Linked DNA regions of Homo sapiens: region 1 is linked to region 2. Evidence: read pairs that join two places in POLR2A ChIA-PET (ENCODE). Cell type or tissue: OCI-LY7. All regions are shown on one strand. Each heading gives the region's core, and the rest is flanking DNA. Links, peaks and the distances in the headings are about the cores only.

Region 1 (4,404 bases), core at 147-4,146, 280 kb after region 2:
GAGAAATCATAAAAAGAAGTCACCAGAATTTAAACACTTAAACTAGAATCCAAGGATGTGCTTAAGGAAACACCCATGTTTTCTGGGGGAGAGCTTCCATGGGTTTCAGTGTCAAGTGTCCCCAACTTAAAAAGTTACAACCACCAACACTCAGCCTCTATATGTTAAGTGCATCATGGCATTTCCACATGGAAGTAACTGATGCTCGTAAAGATTATGACAAAGAGTAATCAATAAAAAATTTAAATTGCATTTAGTGTACTTTGTGCTAAATTAAAGCAAGCCATGAAGTTCAACCTCAAGCAACTTGCTAATAACATTGCTATTTCTTGTTCCTTACCCTGGTTTAAGTGGGAAACAAACAAACAAAAAGATTATTTTATGCCTCAGTGTGGACCCACACCACTGAAATCTTCACTTAAAGTAAGTCCTTATAAACTCTCATGGAAGATGCCATGAATTCTCAAAATAATAAAATCTCCTGCACAGGAGACACTAAATGATCAATAGTTTAAAATATTACTTCCACCAGCCACACAGGTGCACACTTGTAATCGCAGTTAGGAAGCCAGGGCGGGAGGACTCAGCTCTGGAGTTCAAGACTAGCCTGGGCAACCTGAGCAACATAGTGAAACCTCATCTCTCTAACAAAAAATACAAAGAGACAGATGTCAATTGTGAGCGCTTTCAAAGTAATAGAAAACTGGCCAGTCATGGTGGTTCACACCTGTAATCTAGCACTTTGGGAGGCCGAGGTAGGTGGGTCACTTGAGGTCAGGAGTTTGAGACCAGCCTGGCCAACATGGTAAAACCCCGTCTCTACTAAAAATACAAAAATTAGACAGACACGGCGGCATGCGCCTGTGATCCCAGCTACTCCGGAGGCTGACTCACTTGAACCCACTGCAGTGAGCCGAGATCCCACCACTGCACTCCACCCTGGGTGACAGAGCAAGAACTTGTCTCAAAAAAAAAAAAAGAGAGAGAAAATGTAGTTTACTTCCCTCAACAAGTAAGCCCAAAAAAATCTAAGGTTTTAAAAATTAACTTTCTTCAACTGCTCTCTATCACATTATGTCCTACCTCTACCTGAAGAACTAAAGGCAAAAAGTAAATACTGAATTCGTTTTAGAGTAACCAAAATTTGGTCACTGAACATTTACTGTGTGCACATCGTACACTATGGGTCTAAGGGATTAAACGTAAAAATACATGGCCCCTTTCCTAGTGATAAAGGCTTTCCAGTCCAAGTCTGGTAATCTTTATGTTTGTGCTTTGAGGTGAGGAAAGGATCCTTAATAATCATTCAAGTCCTGGGCTAGGAAAGGCCCCATCATAGCCAAAGTTTTTAGCATCAATTTCTTCCATTCTATTCCATGACACCCAACCTTAAACTTACAAATTGTCACTTCTATGTGTAATTAAAAAGGCCCTCCAAGGTCATTTTCTTGCATTTATTAGGAGAGCAGAGTAACTTGCTTCATCAGGGCTATGAACTGCAAAAAAAGAAAAAATAAAAATAATGCATACACCCTCATGATCACAAACCAAAGTTTTCATATGAGAAATACACTAGGCAAAGGACAATAGACTCAATAGACTCAACTAAATCTCAACTTCTGAGATATTACATTCCACAAACATAAAAAGAATTGTCCAGATTGTAAATACATGGTCATATAAAGTGCTGCAAGGACTTGAAAACGGAGAAAACAGATTTAAGACTTTTAAGGAAACAACTTACCTGTCTCAGGAATTAAAATACTTTCCTAATTTAAGATTGCTGATACCTTCTAAGAAACCAGAAACTCCAAGCAAACCCACCCTTCATGTTTAAAAAAAAAAAAAAAGTATTGTTGAATATGGTGCCAATTCTCTAAAGGCTTGTACAAGGGAGGAAATAAGTTTAAACGTGACGTAACTTTCACCGTTTTAACAATCAAGCTAAACCTCTTAATGCCAACCCAAATAAAAAGCAAGGTGTGTTCGCTAATATGTCATATTTCCCTCTATAACTGTTTTATAAACCTCACAGGAAAACCAGTTTTATAATGCAAATTCTGACAGACCATTAACTGTAATGCTGTAACAGGTGCCCCATAATACTAAATGACAGGGAAGAGCTTCACAAACAAGAAAGTAAAGCAGCAAGCAGAACTGTGACAGATTCCTATGCCTCCTCTTCTCTGACCAAACCCTAAAGAGACAGGATGTAATCTGTATTTGATATCTTGATGTTTACTGTTCCAACCACCTCAGTACTGAAACACAAACATCTGATAAATCTTTTTCCAACAAGTCTGTGGAAAGTAACATCAAGCAAGCAGATGATCTCCAAATTTAAGATTTCCAAATTACAATAAATACCATTTGGATTTCCTGCTTTTTTAAAATCCAGGCAACTTTATTTCCAAAGGCTTGCCTCCTCAGTGTCAGATATTCTGTCAAAAAGTTACTTAAGATTGCCGGGCACGGTGGCTCACGCCTGTAACCCCAGAACTTTGGGAGGCTGAGGCGGGCGGATCACGAGGTCAGGAGATCGAGACCATCCTGGCTAACACGGTGAAACCCCGTCTTAATAAAAATACAAAAAAATTAGCTGGGCATGGTGGCGGGTGCCTGTAGTCCCAGCTACTCTGGAGGCTGAGGCAGGAGAATGGCGTGAACCCGCGAGGCGGAGCTTACAGGGAGGCGGAGCTTACAGGGAGGCGGAGCTTACAGGGAGGCGGAGCTTACAGGGAGCCGAGATCGCACCCCTGCACTCCAGCCTGGGTGACAGAGCAAGCCTCCGTCTCAAAAAAAAAAAAAAAAAGTTACTTAAGATTAAAATCGACTTAAGGGAAACAACCAAATGCAATAAATGGTCCTTTATTAGGCAGTGGTTTAGACAAAGCTTCTCTATTACAGTCTGGGGCTAAATGGGGAAATCTGGACATGTTACAGTAATAGATTATATTAAAACTAACCAAGCTAGCTGACAGAAAAAAAAAAGGTCCTCAGAGCTGGGTGCGGTGGCTCACGCCTGTAATCCCAGCACTTTGGGAGGCCGAGGCAGGTGGATCACCTGAGGTCAGGAGTTCAAGACCAGCCTGACAAACATGGTGAAAACCCGTCTCTACTAAAAATACAAAAAATTAGCTGGGCGTGGTGGCGGGAGCCTGTAATCCCAGCTACTCAGGAGGCTGAGGCAGGAGAATCGCTTGAACCTGGGAGGCATAGGTTGCAGTGAGATCCCACCATTGCACTCCAGCCTGGGCAACATGAGCAAAACTTCATCTCAAAAAAAAAAAAAAAAGAAAAAATCCTTACAGATGGTATATTCATGTATCTCATTTTTATTAAAACACACATGCACATGCATAGAAAATTATCTGAAAAGTAATACAGTAGTCATCTATGGATGGTAGCAATTTGTTTTTATATTTGTTTCCTTGTATTTTCTAATTTTCAAAAACGTACATGTAACACTACTTGTGTAATAACTTTTTAACAGCTAAAGTCAAAAATTAATATCGGTCACGTGCCTACTATACGTAAGACGCAATGGAAATCTGCTTTTACTCTCACCTAGTCCTCCAAGTTTGTTTTTTAGGTCATCTTTCTTCTCCAACCCCCTAGGCTAAGCAACAAAACACATTTCCTCAAACTCCAATAGGTTTTCTCCCTCTAGTTTCACCCAGACACACATACTTTTCATTGCTGTCCCTGTATAGCTACTCTTTCAACCTGGATAACTAATATAAGCACAGCACTGGTTTACAGGCAGAAAACCAGTCAAGTGAAGCGGGGAGAACTAAGAAGGTGGGTTTTTTTTTTTTCTTTTAAATGAACACATATCTACCTTTGTTAAAGCTAAAATATATGTGCAGCCAACCCAACTTTTACTAGTAAGCAGTCTGTACTCTTAAAGGTGGAATCAAGTTCAAGTTCTACCTTACTTTCAGACACTCCCATTATCTCTGCTAAATAGGGACCAAAGGAAATAGCAGGAAACCTAACACTTAAACAGCTTAAAATTATATTTATTCTACACATTAAAATGACAATGCCAAGTAAAAGACACTTATAGAAGTATCCAAACTTTGAAGAAGACAGCAAAATACCAAGCAGAAAGTCATCTGATTTACAAGTGACCGTAAGCAGGCTGGGCGTGGTGGCTCACGCCTGTAATCCCAGCACTTTGAGAGGCCGGGGCGGGCGGATCACGAGGTCAGGAGTTCGAGACCAGCCTGGCTAATATGGTGAAACCCCGTCTCTACTAAAAATACAAAAAAAAATTAGCCAGCCGTGGTGGCACGCGCCTGTAGTCCCAGCTACTCAGGGGGCTGAGGCAGGAGAATCGCTTGAACCCAGGAGGCGGAGGTTGCAGTGAGCTAAGATCATGCCACTGCACTCCAGCCTGGG
Region 2 (4,404 bases), core at 258-4,257:
TCAGAAGCACTTACTTCCCAACAGCAAGATAAAATAATAGTTCTGTGAGAGGTTATTATAAGAAGATTTATGTTTGCAATAAAATACAGTACTTCCACTTACCTTCATAATCCCACAGTTCATTGAAAGGTTTTCCTGGTTCTCCAAGTGGGGCTGGAGGATCCCTGAAAAATGGAGCACTAATGTCCATCATCACTCCTCTGTCACCTGGATTCAGCCTGATAAATACGGGCTCATGCTTCACTGGAAAACCATCCCAAGTGTGTTCAATTTTAAAATCCATCTGAAGTCTCTAAAAGAAAATATGTTAAAACAAACTCTTTAACAATATACAAATGTTTTCTTTAGTTGGAAATGAAATGAAAATTTCAATGCCAAACAGCAGACGGGAAAGGCAGCAGAGTGGCAAGAGCACAGTCCTGGGAGTCAAAAGGCTATCTTGTGTTGTGCCAAAGCACAGACTCTGAGTTCTAGTCTAAAATAGGTAACTAGTTCCTAGAGGTTTTAAAACTTCTAGATTTAACACTTTTTTATTTAACTTTGTTTTTAATTGCTGCCATAGAAACACTATCGACCTCAACATGAAAAGTGATAAAAGTGTTAAAAGTCTAGATTTGGCTCTAGTGCTGTTGTAAACAGTGCATCAAAATCATTTTTTTAATTGTAATTAAGTCTACTGCAAAAATTGTTAATATACTTAACTGTAACTATAAGCACCATGGGTTCTTATGTCATCCTTTGTCTTTTATTTATTGTAAAGTGTGCAGGTGTCTCAGTTACTGGATCCTCTGGGAATCAAGATCTTTATAATAAAATTCAACTTAGTTAAAAAAAAACTCCATAAATCAGTAGAAGAAGTGCTGTTAACACCTGTTCTTTTGGCCAAAATCCTTTTCTTCATGGGGGTTGGGGATGGGGAGTTCCAATCATTTAAAAGTTAGTAGAGTTGAATTTTGCCTTCCTTTGTCCCAGCATATACACTTTCAGTTTTAATATTTTAACTGTTAAATGACTGCTTGCTTGGTTAATTACCTCTCTCCAACTGAAAAATGGGAACAGAATCTGCAATCATTTAAACTTTGAAATAGACTGAGTACCTACAAAAAAGCAGTTTTTGCATTTTAAATTAGTATTCTAAGTATTCAATAGAAGGACACAGTCTTGTAATGCATTGATAAAATCACATTTTTGAATACTATGGATTGGGCATTTTCTAAACATTGTCTCATTTAATTGCAGTACAAACTTGCAGAGAAACTATTACTGTCCTCATTACAAATGGAACAGATTTGTCCAAGGTCACGTGACTAGCATATCTAGAAATTAAACCAATGTCAACAATGTTTTCCCAGATGAAGACATTTCAGGAATCTGCAAAGAGGTGAAAATTTTATTTTAGGAGTGGTGGACCCCCCAAATTATACTAGATCCTATGTTTTATCCAAAAGATAATCTCACTTAGTACCTGATAACCTTTCCAAACTGTAACTTCTTTTATCTGAAATCTTTGAATGTATTCCTTTGCTTCATAAGTTATTTACAGTCTTTTACTATAATTAATGAAGTTACTAAATTTGGAATAAATTTAATTCAGTGAATACGTATTGAAAACCTCCTACGAGCTAAGCAGTGGGAGATCCAAATGTACAAGCTCTGTGTAACATAAGAAATCCAAGACCTCTAAAAACCTTTCTCTAAAACGTATAGCTTTTACTAATTTTCACTATATGCTCGCAAATTTTACTAGATAATCTCTAAAATTAAACAATTCTGGTATTATAACCCATTTGTAGAAAGCTAATAGCATTTCAGAAGAAATGTTCAGCAACTCATATTCTTCATTATTGATAGAAGCTCAATGAGTGATAAGACTATATAAATTGATTCGGATTTAAGTGGATTGTATGGAATAAAATACCTCAATAATAAATTTATTTTCTTTAGTTGAAACATCAAAGCACATTCTACAAAAAAAATGTGTAATCCTCTATCCTAAATTTTGGTAGTAATAAGTATCCTCATGCAGCATATAGGAAGAAATATGAATAAATCAAGACGTTAGAAATGCTGAATGACTGATTCTGACACCAATAGGCTGAGAGAAAATGCTATTCTCCTAATTTAGAGCTTGATAATTCTTGACAATTTTGGCAATATATACCTTAGCTACTAGGAAGTTCTGGTAGATTCACTTATTCTTCATACAACCACCAAATCCACAAAAATTCTGCATACATTAAAGAGATCCCTATCTTAATCAGTGGGTTTCCACTAGGGACTTCTTAATTCCCAGCACATTCAGGCAATCAATTCTATGTCTAAATGGAATAAAACCATATCCAGTGATATCCAGTGATATCCAGTGATATGCTACTAAAAGTGGCCTATCATTTCCATGCACACATGGTGGGTCTCATGGTCAGAGTGTGGTAGACTTTATAGCAGGTGTGTCCAATATTTTGGCTTCCCTGGACCACATTGGAAGAAGAAGAATGTGTGTCTTGGGCCACACATAAAATGCACTAACACTAACAATAGCTGATGAGCCAAAAAAAAAAAAATCAAAATACAATCCATAATGTTTACGAATTTGTGTTGGGCTGCATTCTAAGCTGTCCTGGGCCACATGTAGTCCATGGGCCTTGGGTTGGACAAGCTTGCATAGGTTTCAAATTACTTCAAAATGTAATTTTATCTGGAAGATAAGAAGTAAAAGATAAAAGCAAAGTTACCATTGTTAAGAATTAGGTAGTGAGTACCTCAAACCTTTCTACTGGTTCCTTCTGCTTTTCCCCCCTAAGGTTTCTTTGAGCATTATTTGAAAATTACTGCAAAAAATAGTGACTAGACTTCCACAAGTAGGGAATAGTGCATGGCTGATCAGTCCAAAGACAGAATATAATTTTGGCTTTAATTGCATAAACAACTTTCGTTTCTTATTGCAATGACAAATTTGTTTTTTTTTTTAAACTTTATATCGCTTAAAGAACACTGACGTCAATCTAAGAATGCATAATATTTATAAAAATTAACCTAAAAAGTATAGTCCGTCCTGCCCAGTAGTTAACAGTCTAGTTTAAAACTAACATAAACTAGAGACAGATGATTCTCCCTCTGTAATCTTCTGAGATTTAACCCCCACAACCTTTCAATTTCTTTGTATTTGAACATGTGTTCATTAAGTAAAGACAACTTAATTGTCAATGTCCTTCACCTCTTGGGCTAGCGCTCCCCTCCTGGTCATTCTCTATTAACCTATACACTGCTCTATTTCTATTCTTACATGGCAATTACATGGCATTACATATTTGTTTATTGACTCCCTGAACCCAGCTAGAATGCCTATAAGTGATGGTTACTATTTATTTGTTGAGTGAATAATTTTTCTAGTCCCTGGATCTAACACTCTAGATTTTGTGCAGGAGAAATCTACTGTGTTCGTGGTATCATCATCTCATTTAACACTACATATCAGATCAATACAATGGCTAATAACAAAGATAATAAGCCCAGAAATTCCCTTCAATTTAGTTTATCAAGCATTTATTAAGCACTCATCTTATTTCAGGTACCATACCAGGTGCTGGGGAAATAATATATAATAAGTCTACAGGAGTTTGGGATGGTTCTCATGTAACTAATCAATGAGGTACCCGTTTCCAACATCAGTTGGTTCATTTTGCAGTCCAATTTAATTCAGTGGGATCCTTATACCAAAGTAAGTTTTAGATGAATCAAAGATTTAAACATAAAAATCAAAATCATATAAAAACAGGAAATAAAAAGAGAGTTAAATAAAATCTTATAGTAGTAAGGTAGGAGATGAGCTGGGCTTGTTTTCTGAGCACCAAGGTCCCACTGATTGAAACAGAATCTTATCAAAACAAGATGCAGCAAAGAAACTGGCCACAACCAGCTAAAACCAAGATGGCAACAAAAGTGATCTCTAGTTGCCCTCACTGCTCATTATACATTAATTATAATGCAGTAGCATGCAAAAAAAAACTCCCAACAGTGGCATGACAGTTTACAAATGCCATGGCAACTCCTAGAAGTTACCTTATATGGTTTAAAAAAGGGAGGAACTCTCAGTTCTGGGAACCCTTCCTACTTTTCTGGAAAATGCATGAATAACCCACCCCTTATTTAGCATATAACCAGGGAATTGTATGTATACAGCTGGCCAACAATTCATGGGAGCTGCTGCTCCTACTCTGTCTATGGAGCAGCCATTTTCCTGTAGTTTGTTGCTCTGATAAACTTGCTTTAGCTTGTGAATCCTTTCCTGCATGAAGCCAAGAACTCTCCTGGGCTGAGCCCCAAATCTGGGCTTTCCCTGCATTAGTAGAGAAAACCTTTTAAAATACAAACCAAAACCCAAACATTTTACTACATAAATATAGC

Evidence for each region. Peaks named below come from ENCODE experiments on the same cell type or tissue, not always from the same donor. Only the 100,000 strongest peaks of a DNase experiment are listed, where the experiment ranks them.
Region 1: POLR2A ChIA-PET joins it to region 2 with 5 read pairs; 13 of 35 experiments call an interaction of 5 or more read pairs at or near these places.

Annotation. Positions count from the first base shown.
Region 1 is chr4:128,813,459-128,817,862 of GRCh38, reverse strand. The region is part of intron 1 of JADE1 (jade family PHD finger 1); the gene reads right to left. Among named protein-coding and RNA genes, the nearest start is that of JADE1, 6.0 kb to the right of the region's middle. RefSeq lists enhancers at 3,744-4,325, 4,326-4,404. In OCI-LY7, for the core only: no CTCF peak of the experiment used is centred there; a DNase peak (open chromatin) is centred at 2,112; H3K4me3 peaks cover 1,658 bases; H3K27ac peaks cover 2,051 bases.
Region 2 is chr4:129,098,490-129,102,893 of GRCh38, reverse strand. C4orf33 (chromosome 4 open reading frame 33) reads right to left here. Exons shown (of 6, transcript NM_001099783.2): 2 at 103-292. The coding sequence starts at 283. Among named protein-coding and RNA genes, the nearest start is that of C4orf33, 4.5 kb to the right of the region's middle. In OCI-LY7, for the core only: no CTCF peak of the experiment used is centred there; no DNase peak of the experiment used is centred there.